Linked DNA regions of Homo sapiens: all the other regions are linked to region 1. Evidence: chromatin contacts called from ENCODE Hi-C or POLR2A ChIA-PET data. All regions are on one chromosome and are shown on one strand. Each heading gives the region's core, a stretch centred on a gene start or an enhancer-like site at or near the end of the contact. The rest is flanking DNA. Distances are from core to core; before and after follow the strand shown. Region 1 holds the start of HAR1B (highly accelerated region 1B). Region 2 holds the start of TCEA2 (transcription elongation factor A2). Region 3 holds the start of TPD52L2 (TPD52 like 2).

The links. A loop is a pair of places that touch in the nucleus more often than their neighbours do. ChIA-PET counts read pairs that join two places held with the same protein, here RNA polymerase II (POLR2A). Pooled maps may share reads with other maps.
Region 2: a loop to region 1 is called in a pooled map, with 14 times the contacts of the local background. The contact joins the promoter of TCEA2 here to the promoter of HAR1B in region 1. A Hi-C loop is called at or near these places in 4 of 50 pooled maps.
Region 3: a pooled map shows a loop between it and region 1 (5-fold over the local background). The contact joins the promoter of TPD52L2 here to the promoter of HAR1B in region 1. A Hi-C loop is called at or near these places in 1 of 50 pooled maps. POLR2A ChIA-PET finds 5 or more read pairs at or near these places in 2 of 52 experiments (H1 and HEK293).

Annotation. Positions count from the first base shown.
Region 1 is chr20:63,099,450-63,103,568 of GRCh38, reverse strand. It overlaps HAR1B (highly accelerated region 1B), which reads left to right and starts at 1,250. Exons shown (of 3, transcript NR_152601.1): 1 at 1,250-1,454. It overlaps HAR1A (highly accelerated region 1A), which reads right to left and starts at 2,277. Exons shown (of 2, transcript NR_003244.2): 1 at 315-2,277; 2 at 1-14. RefSeq lists a silencer at 812-1,201.
Region 2 is chr20:64,061,176-64,065,294 of GRCh38, reverse strand. TCEA2 (transcription elongation factor A2) reads right to left here and starts at 2,097. Exons shown (of 10, transcript NM_003195.6): 1 at 1,911-2,097. The coding sequence starts at 1,982. RefSeq lists a silencer at 1,837-2,196 and enhancers at 2,527-2,576, 2,587-2,716.
Region 3 is chr20:63,863,063-63,867,181 of GRCh38, reverse strand. TPD52L2 (TPD52 like 2) reads right to left here and starts at 1,912. Exons shown (of 7, transcript NM_003288.4): 1 at 1,798-1,912. The coding sequence starts at 1,816. It overlaps ABHD16B-AS1 (ABHD16B antisense RNA 1), which reads left to right and starts at 2,109. Exons shown (of 2, transcript NR_165314.1): 1 at 2,109-2,358; 2 at 2,912-4,119. RefSeq lists enhancers at 461-1,180, 1,902-2,622, 1,662-2,861, 2,955-3,184 and a silencer at 2,445-2,494.

The sequences.
Region 1 (4,119 bases), core at 1-2,500:
TCAGAGCTGAGACTCTGGAGGGAACGGAGGGGCAGGGACATCCCAGCCTCATCCACAAAGGCCCCCTGCACGACGATCCTCCCTCCCGCTCTGCTCCTCTGCTCCCCGCTCCTTCCTCCTTCCTCCCCGCTCCCTCCTCCCCACTCCTCCTTCCTCCCCGCTCCCTCCTCCCCACTCCTTCCTCCCCGCTCCCTCCTCCCCGCTCCCTCCTCCCCACTCCTCCTTCCTCCCCGCTCCCTCCTCCCCACTCCTTCCTCCCCGCTCCCTCCTCCCCACTTCCTCCTCCCCAATGCTAGAAACAGGCCCCTCCGCACCTTGCCCTGGCTGCAGAACGCAGCTTAATTACATGGTCTGCGGGTTGGGGCCCTGAGCGAGGCTGGGGCTGGTTCTTGGCCAAGACGCCTCCCCAGCCGGCTCAGCCTCCATCAGAAGCGGCAGCTCTGATTGGCCACCGTGCACCGCGTGGAGCGCCGTTCCTCGCAGCGAGTTCATGAGGCATTTCACTGGGGGCCCGGGCACCCGCCTTGACATCAATTACGCCAAAATTAAGTGGCAGCGTCCACTGCGTGGGGCCCGAGCTGTGGGGCCTCTTCCGTCTCCCGGAGCCCAACCGCGGGCCCCTGCGCCCCGGCAGGCAGGATCTCACCGCAGGGGCGGCGGTGGGGAGGGGAGGTCAGGCCCGCTTCCCCGGAGCGGCCCGCAGCTCCCGGCCCAGGTTCCCAGGCTGCAGCGTGAGGGGCGCGCAGCGGGGCCGGGTGGGCTGGGGCCGGCGCGGAAAGCCCTCGCCCTGAAAGCCCAGGCCGGCCCCAGCCCACGGCGCTCGCGCCCACCGTGCCGCGCGGGCCACCGCCCACCCGGGGGCTGGTTAGAAACGCGGACTCTGCCCCTTCGCGCCGCCTCCGGGGCTCACGGGCGCCCGAGTCGGAAGCCCCGCCCTGGGGAGGCCGGTCTCCTCGCGAGGGCCTGGGCCGCTCTGGGCGCTCGGCCCGCGTGTCGGGGGCTCCCCGGGGCGCCCTGGGCTCCTGCTGCTGTTTCTTCCTGGCCGGCCTTGAGGTGCGGAGCCCCCGGGCTCTGCTGAGGGCCTCCCGGCCCCGTGGCCTCGGTGACCTCGGTTCAGGCGTCCGTGACCGTCTCGCCTGGTGGCTCCGCGCCGCTGACCTCGGCACGCCGCGGGCCTTCCTCCTCTTGCGGACCGGAGGGAGAGCCGGGCGCAGAGACCGAGGCACAGTCGCGCGGCGCGGCGTTCCGCGTGACCCTGCGGTTAAAACCCGCGCGCTGCAGCATCGCGGAAAACGGGATTCGCCTCATTTGAAACTTGAGGAAAATCTCTAAACACTTTCATTTTGATAGAAACCATTTCCGCCGCTGACGTGCGTCTACGCCCATCATTTCAGCTGACACGTTGCTGTAACGTCTCCTCCGTTTCATGCTCTTTCGAACCCTGTCAGCTGCGGGTAAGACTGTAGAAAAGAGAGGGGAGAACAGGGCCCAGCCGGTGGCGCCGGCGTCTTAGCAGCCGATTGCGCAGCTCCCGGGCGCGGCGGAGAGTCCGGGCTCGTGGGGAGCGCCGGCTCCAGAGCCCGCGGAGCAGCAGCCCAGACTCCCAAGACGGAGGGCACCGGGCGGGCGCACACACTAACCCACGCAGGGGACACTCAGGCTCTAACTCACGTGCACACACGCTCACATGTACACACGCACACACGCACCCGGACGTACACACACAGCTGTCGCCTACCACACACATTCATACTCCATTCACACTGCAGGATGTGCAAATGTGTGTGACAGAGAGAGGAGGGAGAGAGAGGGGGAGAGAGAGGGAGAGAGAGGGAGAGAGAGGGAGGGGGAGAGAGGGAGAGGGAGAGGGGGAGAGGGAGGGAGAGGGAGGGGGGAGAGAGGGAGAGGGAGAGAGAGAGGGAGAGGGAGAGAGAGGGAGAGAGAGGGAGAGAGAGGGAGAGAGGGAGAGAGAGAGGGAGAGAGAGAGAGGGAGAGAGAGAGAGAGAGAGAGAATGTGCCTCTCAGGAATGGTCAAATATCCTCCTGACACACCTGGTTGGCCCAATGCAGGGACAGAGAGGGGGATGACCTGATGGCTTTGCCTTCCACCCACCCAGCGCCTGCCCATCAGTACAGCAGGGCTGCCCTGCCCGCCTGCGACCCACCTTTCCCGACAGCCTGTGTGCTTTCTCCCCGAGTCTCCAGGACAGCCCACTAGTGGCATGGCGGTTCCCTGGGTGGGAGGAGCGGAACCCTTCAGGCCCCCTCAACACTCCCCCAAAACCTCCCTGGGGGCCCCCACTGGCTTCAGCGCCCTGCAAAAGGCTGACTAGGATCCATGTGCACACTCCGTGTGCCACTGCTGCCAGGGCCCCCAGCCCCAGGCTGCCTCCCTCCCTCTCTGTCAGGAGCTGGGTTGGCCTGGGAGGGTTGTGGTGCCGCTGACTGCTCCCGGGCAGGGGCCATCTCATCTCTGTTCTCACCGTGCAGGCAGCAGCAGGAAGGGAGGCAAAAGGAGGGAGTGGGGAGAAGGAGGGGGCGCTGACCACATGAAGAGACGCTTCTTCCCTGGTGCTCCATCTCCCTCCCCGTCCCCCAGTGGACACCCTGGACCAAGCTGAGCCCACAAGGGTGCCCACCCTGCATGCTTGTCCCCATCAGCTCCGTGTGGCCCCCTCAGGCAGTTTCCACAGTGAGCTCAGGTGCAGCAGGGGTCCCGAGCACAGAAATGACCAGGAGACCCTGGCCCTGCCCCTGGGGCCCTAGAAACAGCTCCTGCTCTTGAATTCCCCACCCCTGTGTGCTCAATTTCTCTGGGCCTCTGGGTGCTTTTGAGGTTCCTGGCATTTACCAAGGAGAAAGATGCAGGAGGGGAGGCTGCAGGGCTGTGGGGATGGTGAAGTCCAACCCAGCCACCCCCAGCAGGATGGTGTGTGGGGCCGGACACCTACCAAGATCTCTTCCCAGCTTTTCTGTGGGAAGGAGCCGGCCAGGGCCAGAACCCTGGCTGAGACATGAAGCTAAAAGTGCCTGAGGACTTGGTCCCAGGTCTCTGTCCTCCTCCCCAAATGCCTCCGGAGCCTTCATCTCTTCAGGCACCTCACTCACTTCCACCCAACCCCGCCTGCCCTGGGCGGACCCTCCCCCAGCTCTGCCCTCCCCCACACCCCAAACCCACCCTCCCCATTCTGTTAAAACAAAGCCCCTCTTAGCAGGGTATGTCACGTGGCGCTGCCGAATTATTCCATTAATTTATTATTCATGATGAAAAATTATTCTAATAACATTTCCATACTATTAATATTCCAAAGACGAGCCGTTGAGAGCCCCTTCCTGCGGCCTCCTCTTGGCGAGAGCCAACTCTATTTTTAACAAAGTGTATTGAAATTTAAATCTAATCACCCACAATATGCTACGTTTCACAAATACGCTCTCAAAGAGTCTGTGAGAGGAGCCAGGCCCGGTGGTCCCGGAGGAGGCAGGCGGGTGGGCCCCTGCCGTGGGCGTTGGAGGTGCCATTCTCGGCTGCCCCCAGCCCTGCAGATGGAATCTCTGTGCCACAGCCCCTTTCCTCACTGGGGGAGCCGGGCCAGGCGACCCCTCCTTGCTGCTTCTCTCCCTCCCTCCTTCCTTTTTTTCCTTGTCCCACCCCTCAGTCCATCCAGAGACTCTCAGAGTTTGGCTCTAGGCAGGGGGTATACGGGGGTCTCTAACGGGAGCTGACGTCTGAGGTCAGGCGTCCTCAGGAGAGGGTGGAGCCGCTCCCTGGCTGAGACAACCTTTTCTGACCACTCCCTCCTCCCTTTGGCTGCCTTCTCTATGTGGAGGGGTCTTTGGCCCCACCCCCAATGCACACTGCAGCCCAAGGTGGGCTGGAGTCCAGCTGCCCAGGGAGGGTCCTCATGGGCACCTTGGGGGACATCTTGTCTTGTTCCCTCTTCCGAGGTCGTGCCACATGCCTGCTGCACACAGACACCTCCGTCCATTGCTCAGTCATACGTGTACACACAGGCAGCCTCAATCATCCATCCGGCAGGGGGGGACCTCCTTCTGTCTGGGCTGGACATGGAAGAATGTCTGTGGGAACGGGAGGGTATGAACGTCACAGGAGACAAACAA
Region 2 (4,119 bases), core at 848-3,347, 960 kb before region 1:
TGCAGCCCCTCCTGAGCCCTCCCAGGCAGGCCCTGCCTCTTGGGCTGTACAGAGTCCAGCCTTGAGGTGATAGCCAGAGCCAAGGCCACTGTCCCCTGAAAGCCCTGCACCTGCTTACGTGGCTCTCAGTGGGCTCAGGTCCAGAGGCAAAAAAACCCCCACACCTGGCCCCCAGGTCCCCGAGGGGACCTCAGGCACTGGGACCCCCAGGAGGCTCTGCTGGCTCCCACTCCCCACTGCACAGCGCCCGCCTCCCCTCCTCATTCTCCCCTGGGGCTTCTACTCAAGCTGTTCTTCCACCAGAAACCCCCCATCAGTTCTGCCCAGCCCCACCCAGCCCTCCCCTGGCTCCATGACCCATCTTTGCTTCTCCCACCTACAGCTTTTATCGTTTGTGTTTTGTCTCCTTTAAGAAGGGGAACAACTCCATTCTCGGGTCATCTCTGGAAACAGCTATGAATGGTTCGCAGACCCCTACTTTGTGCTGACCAGTTTTCCGGGGTGTGTGTGAACGCAATGATGGGGGTGCTGCACCCAGCAGGAATGAGTGGGAGCCCACCCCTTCCCAGGGCAGACCCCAGTCCAGAACGCTGGTCACAGGAACCCAGACTCAACCCTGCTCAGCCCAAAAAGCTTCCCCCAAACCCCCACTGCAGTCACACAGCCCTGGGGTGGCTGCACAAATCACCCAAAGCCCATGACTCAGCCACCTTCACCGCCCTGGGCTGGCCTGGCAGACACACAGCTGGCCCTGCCCCAGGAGTTCACAGTCTGGGTGGGAAAGCACAGGTCACGTTTATTGAGCCAGCCAGGAGCTCCAAATGACCTGCGGCCAGACCCCTCCCCACCCCCCAGGAGGCAGGCAGCATCCTCTAAAGATGCTTCTGTGGGAGGGTGCAGAGGTTGCCAAGGTCATGACGCTGGAACTGGACCCCCACTGACCTGGCCCCTTCAAAGTCCTCACACACAGCCTCCTCCAAAGTCTCGCTGTGGCCGCAAGACAACAGAGGCCCAGGCCGCAGTGAACAGAGCCGGCCAGAGGCTCCAGCGCCCAGACACTCCCAGAGGAGGCTTGCCCGACCTCCTGGCTCTTATATAAGCACACCGGCTCTTTTCGGAGGGTGTCCACATAACTACCCACAACCCAAGTTGCTGCGGGCTAAGTCCTGGCTAAAGAAGGGAGAGAATTTATTAGAGAAACCTGGTTCTTGTGGGGTGGGGACAGACAGGGAAGAAAATGGGCCCACAGGCAAGACAGGTATCTGGCTGGCCTGTGAAGGAGGATGACAAGGGCTGGGAAGAGGCAGGGGAGGCACGGAAGCTCCAGAAGAAAAGGGGATCCAACCTCAGACTCCAAACTGTTGCCGGCGACAAATGCTATGGGAGACGGAGGGTGACAAACGCTGTAAGAGACGGAGCGTGGGAGAGGGCTGAGTTGGGGGGCGGGGCTCGGCCTGTGAGGATGCCCAGGCCGGGATGGAGGAAGGCAAGGGGCTGGCGCGGCCCGCAGAGGAGGCCCGAACACCCCGGGGGCTCCGAGAGGCGGGACAGGGCCAAGGAAGGAGTCGACGGGCCAGGCTGGGGGTCTGGAGTTAAGGGACAGGGAAGGGTGCGGAGCCTGTGACTGCGGGCGAGGGAGGGGTCTGAGTCCAGAGCGGGTGGCTCTCCCGGGACAAGGTCCAGGCCTGATCGCGGCCTCTGCCGGGGTTGCGGGAGTGAACGGCAGGGCTGGCCCGGGGCAGGGGTCTCGGCCACGGGTGGGGGTCTCCCCTGCGTCCCGGTTAGTCTCTGCCGGGGAGGGGTCTCGTCCTGCCCCTCAGGTCGTCTTCCGGCCCTAACGGGGGTCGGCGGGCTCGACGGGGTCTCGGCGGGGCGGGGTTCCCGGGGTCCTGGCGGCCCGCGCCCCTCACCGCGCTCTTCTTGGTCACCATCTTGTCCAGCCTCCGGGCGATCCGCGCAATCTCCTCTTCCTTGCCCATCATCGCCTCAGGAGCAGCGACCCCCGCGCCCGTCGCGCCCGCCTCCGCAGCCGGGCAGGACCCCGGCCCCGGCCGTCGCCACCTCCCACACCCGCCGCAGCCGACGCAGCCCCGCCGCGGACGACAGACCCCCGGTTCAAACCCTCGGCCCCGCGGCCGCGCGCGGCATCCTAGGATGCGTAGTCCACGCGCCCGCCTGCCGCGCCCGCCGCGCCCGCGCTCTGGACCACAACTCCCAGGCGCCACGCGGCGCGCACAGCCTCCTGGGAAGTGTAGTCCTGACCCACCGTCGCCAGTGACTCGTGATCCCACAATACCCCGCGAGGGAGGCGCCCCGGGCACGCCCCTCCCAGAGCTCAGACATCCCGGAGCGACCGGGCCCCAGGAGGCCCAGGAATCTGCTCCCTTCTCTCCTCCTGCTTCGGGCCTTGCTGTCCCGCGGCGTCCTTCGGTGGGTGGCTCAGGACCCAGTGCCCTCAGCCCTTCTCTTGGGCCCCGCTGAGCCCTGCGCGCGCCCCACTTGGCCTAGAAGGCCGTCCCCAGCCTCCCAGAGCCCAGTTTGGGTCATTCGGGCTTCTGAGTAGAGTTACTTCTTCAAGAGGCCCGCGCACACTGGGAGGCCTCTTGTGGGGCCCTGCAGGTGTGAGCGCGCGGTAGCTGGACGTGGCGTCTGGAAGGGGCCATTGCTGGGGTTCGCGAAGTGCGGGGGCCTCTGCCGAGGCTGCGTGGGCAAGGCCCCTGCCTGCAAAGTCAGCTACCAGGGAGCAGATTCTGGGCTCTGCACGTTGACCACTGTGTCTCAGTCTCCCCACCTGTGAAACTGGAGTTAAGTGTCCGCCTCACAGGGCTCCCGTCAAGATGATGTCAGCTGATTCACATCACATGCCTGAGAACAGAGAGGGGATGGAGCATGACAATTAGTGTTCATTGACATTGTTGTTGGAGGTCCCTAGGTAGGGCCAGACTGCAGGCAGCCAGAGAGATGGCCCAGGCCTAGGGAGGGTTGAGGACGGGGACAGGTGCAGGGCCAGCATCCCCACCACTGCCTGGCAGCTCCCCAGTAATGCAGATGCTGGGTGGTTTCCTGGAGAGGGCACAATCCTGGGGGAGGGTGTGGATCAAGGAGCCTGTAGTCATTCAAGTTCAGGCCAACGAACTATGAGGCCAGGTGGCAGGTGGAATGGGCTGAGCATTTCTTGGGCTGTCTGTGGCACTAATCACATATAACTGAGCTTCCCCGCAGCCAAAATGAAAAGGAAAATATGGTCAGTTAAGAGACTCATCTTAGCCGGGCAATAGTGGCTCATGCCTGTAATCCCAGCGCTTTGGGAGGCCCAGGCGGGTGGATCACCTGAGGTCAGGAGTTCGAGACCAGCCTGGCCAATATGGTGAAACCCCGTCTCTACAAAGAATACAAAAACTAGCCAGGTGTGGTGCCGGGCACCTGTAATCTCAGCTACTTGGGAGGCTAAGGCAGGAGAATTGCTGGAACCCGGAAGGCGGAGGTTGCAGTGAGCCAAGATAGCACCATTGCACTCCAGCCCTGGCCAACAACAGCGAGACTCCGTCTCAAAAGAAAAAAAAAGAGAGAGAGAGACTCATCTTGGTTGGGCACAGTAGCTCACCCCTGTAATCCCACCACTTTGGGAGGCTGAGGTGGGCGGATTATCTGAGGTCAGGAGTTCCAGACCAGCCTGGCCAACATGGTGAAACCCTGTCTCTGCTAGAAATACAAAAATTAGACCGGGCATGGTGGCTCATGCCTGTAATCCCAGCACTTTGGGAGGCCAAGGCAGACGGATCACGAGGTCAGGAGATCGAGACCATACTGGCTAACACGGTGAAACCCCATCTCTACTAAAAATACAAAAAATTAGCCGGGCGTGGTGGCGGACGCCTGTAGTCCCAGCTACTCCGCAGGCTGAGGCAGAAGAATGGCATGAACCCAGGAGGCGGAGCTTGCAGTGAGCGGCGATCATGCCACTGCACTCCAGCCTGGGCAACAGAGCAAGACTCCATCTCAAAAACAAACAACAACAAAAAAAAAATTAGCCGGGCGTGGTGGCACATGCCTGTAATCCCAGCTACTTGTGAGGCTGAGGCAGGAGAATCACTTGAACCCAGGAGGCGGAGGTTGCAG
Region 3 (4,119 bases), core at 663-3,162, 760 kb before region 1:
AGAAGTTCGAGACCAGCTTGACCAACATGGAGAAACCTCCATCTCTACTAAAAATACAAAATTAGCCGGGCATGGTGGCGCACGCCTGTAATGCCAGCTACACGGGAGGCTGAGGCAGGAGAATCGCTTGAACCCAGAAGGCAGAGGTTGCGGGAAGCCATGATCGCGCCATTGTACTGCAGCGTGGGCAACAAGAGCGAAAATCCGTCTCAAAAAAAAAAAAAAAAGTAGAAAGACCAATTAACCTGGCATGGTGCGCCTGTAGTCTTATAGTCCCAGCTACCTGGGAGGCTGACGCAGGAAGATCGCTTGAGCCCAGGAGTTGAAGATTGCAGTAAGCTATGATTGCACCACTGCACTCCAGCCTGGGAGACAGAGGGAGACGCTGTCCCCAAAAAAAAAATTAAAAAAAAAAAAAAAAAAGGCCAGGCGCGGTGGCTCACGCCTGTAATCCCAGCACTTTGGGAGGCCGAGGTAAGCAGATCACGAGGTCAGGGTATCAAGACCGTCATGGCTAACAGTGAAACCCCGTCTCTACTAAAGATACAAAAAATTAGCCGGGCATGATGGCGGGCGCCTGTAGTCCCAGCTAGTTGGGAGGCTGAAGCAGGAGAATGGCAGTGAACCCGGGAGGCGGAGCTTGCAGTGAGCCGAGATCTAGCCACTGCGCTCCAGCCTGGGCGACAGAGTGAGACTCCATCTCAAAAAAACAAAAACAAACAAACAAAAAACACCCTCCAGAATAATGCAGCACCTAGGAATTATAAAGCTTAATATGTAGCCGGGCACAGTGGCTCACGCCTGTAATCCCAGCACTTTGGGAGGCTGAGGCGGGCGGATCACAAGGTCAAGAGATCGAGACCATCCTGGGCAACATGGTGAAACCCTGCCTCTACTAAAAATACAAAAATTAGCTGGGCCTGGTGGCGCGTGCCTGTAGTCCCAGCTACTCAGGAGGCTGAGGCAGCAGAATCGCTTGAACCCGGGAGGTCGAGGTTGCAATGAGCTGAGATCGCGCCACTGCACTCCAGCCTGGCGTCAGAGCAAGACTCCGTCTCAAAAAAATAAAGAAAGAAAGAAAGAAAGAAAGAAATTTAGCATCCCTCTCTAGAGCCCCAAAATGCAAGGCAGACTTTTATCATCTTCTCAAGATTTTAATCTCCTGGGCTCGCTCCACGCCCCTCAGTGGCCATCTCATACTGCTCTGGGGAGACTGTTCTGGAAACAGGCCTGGTATGCTGGGTGTGCCCCTGACTCACTCCACCCCCTCTCCATGAGGCAACCCCTAAGCAGGCTGAGCTCCGAGCAGAGTTGCTGCCCAAGGGGAGCTCTGCTGAACGCGAAGACCCCTTCTCTGCTCGGGAGCCGCCCTCAACACCTCGGACTGGGTCCAGGGCCAGACAGCGTGAACCCGAGGGCCCCGCGCAGGGACCGGGGGGTGGCAGAGCAAGCAAGAGCAGGGCACGGGGTGGGCGGCATAAGCGAGACCTGCTGGGAGCGACAGAACCCAAACTACGGGAGCAACGGCGGGCGCCAGGGAACCACACCTCGGAACGGTCCCAGGGGAGACCAGGAGGGCGGCTGGAGAGAGCCCAGGAAGCGGTCTGGGCCGCGGGCAAAAAACACACCACGACCATCATAAGCTTCGAGGTCAGTGGCCCCGGGAGCTGAAGAGGGGCCGCGGGGTGGGTGAACCGAGACCGAGAGGACAGAGAGTCGCAGACGCGACCCCGGGAGACGGAGAACAACGGGCAGCCTGGGCCCATCTGCGGCGAAGGGGCCGGGCCCGGCAGGTACCTTGGCCGGCGGAGTCCATGTTCGGGCGGCGTCCGGACCGCTGTCGCGGGCGCTATGGGAGCCGAGCGGGCGGCGCCGGGAGAAGCTCGCCGCGTACACACTAGCCAGCGGAACTGCCTCAGCTCCGCGGCGTTTCGTAATCCGCGATGCGACGGCTACTTCCGCCCGGGCACGTGCTCCGCCTTCTTCCCGCCCCCACCAGTGATATCCAATGAGAGTGCCGCTTGGCCCGTCCTGGTTTACCCGACTCAACCTGATAGGCCGAAACTGCGGGCGAACCAGGAAAGGGAGGCGTGGTTCGGCGGGAATCCATTCCAGGTTGACTCCACCAGCGAGAATCACAGGTAGAACGGTCAGAGTAGCGGGAGGACTGGGAAGGTGGGAAGTGGGAGGACCGTCCAACATGGCGCTGTGGAAAGCCAGCGCAGGGCCCCAGGGGATCTTCCGGGGCGGATGCAGCTGCCTAGGAGTGCTGGGGCTCGCGCGCCTCGGCGGCTCAAACTCTGACCCCTTGAGATCCTTTCCAGCCCGACCCCTTACTTTAGGGGTCAGCCTGCCCCCGTAAGTCCTGTTATTTATTGTATTTATATTCTTTTTTTAGTTGGTCCTTTTTTGTTTGTTTTTGAGACGGAGTTTCACTCTTGTTGCCCAGGCTGGAGTGCCATGGCGCGATCTCAGCTCACTCCAATCTCTGCCCTCCGGGTTCAAGCGATTCTCCAGCCTCAGCCTCCCGAGTAGCTGGAATTACAGGCGCGCGCCAACACGTCCGGCTAATTTTCGTATTTGTAGTAGAGACGGGGGTTTCGCCACCTTGGCCAGGCTGGTCTAGAACTCCTGACCTTAGGTGATCCACCCGCCTCGGCCTCCTAAAGTGCTGGGATTACAGGCGTGAGCCACCGCCCCTCACGCCTGGCTAGTTTGTCCTTTTCATGGGGACTTTTTATTGTACGCGGGTTACTCTGAAAAAGATCGCGATTCGTCCCCTCGCCCTGCAGGCGCCGCTGCCGCCTCGCCTCGGGCGTGGACCCTGCGGCTCGGGCCTGCGCGTGTGCACCCCGAGGTTGTCTCACTTCCTGTTCAGGGCGACCAGCGCTGCGCCCTCCCCACTCCACAGATGAGGAAGCTGAGGTTAAAGTCACTTGCCCCAGGTCACTCCGCAAGTTGAAGCGCAACCAGGATACTCTGGAACAGGATGCCTGACTTCAGAGGAGAGGCGCGTAACCACCAGGCAACTGGCCCCACGAAAACAAGTCCCGCAACTTCCCTTCTTTGGCTCCTACTTGCTCCCGGAAGAAAAGCCTTAAACGGTATTCAAGCCCTTTAGGATCTGATGTCCTAGGACTCCACTCTGGGCTTCCAGCCTGGGGTGGTACTGGTCCCTAGGCATGGAAGCTCCTCCCACTGCCCCTTCCTTCACCCGGCCACCTCCTCCCACAGGTGTCTTCCTGGTACTCTTGCACAGGCCCGAGTCCCTTACCACCACGGCCTTAGCCTGCTCTCGTGCTCTCAGTAATGTTTTCTCCATTTGCTGCCTTTCATTCTTTCCAGAGATTCTTGCTCAACCCAACCAGGCCAGCCCGGGGACTAGGGACATGTAGGGACAATAGTCCCTGCTTCAGGCAGTTCAGGGCAGACCACAGAGATGTGACATTACAGACCATTGTGAGCAGAGGCCTTGTCCCATTCTGTGTTGCATCCCTAAGCCAGGAACAAAGTCCAGCCCAGGCCTGGCTCCAGGGGACACGCAGTAGTATCCTCTGGCCTGTGCAAGTGTATCTGTAGCCTCACATGCCACCATGTGAGTCTGCAATCTGTCTGTGAATGCCCTGGTGTAGAAGCCAGGAGTTTGGAGGTGGGAGGGAGCCCTACAGAATGATAGCCAGTGCTAACTCCTGGGAATGTCCAGCCACTAAGACCTGCCCACAGCCCTGCCATGCCAATGTCCTCCTTTTCACGGGAGCAGCTTGCACAGACTTTCAGCGCACAGCTGGCATTGTCTTCCCAGGAGCCATCCTGTAACCCAGGCCAGGTGAAGGGCTCCTCCCTGGGACCCCACAGCCCCGTTCCCATCATCCTTTTGTGGTGATCAAGGCACCCATCACACAGTATTGCCATAAACCGGGTCAGGTTAACCTTTCATTCCCTTAGGAGCTGGGTGGGGGCAGCCAAAAGTATTTGTAGGAGGAAGAGAGAAAGGAGGGGACAGAGCTAGGAAGAATGGGAGGACGGTCAGAACGCCCCTGTGAAGGAAGGAGAGCACCAAGTCCCCGTGTTCTGCCTACCCTCCCCCAGACAGCAGATCAGGAGCACCCCGCGCGCCCC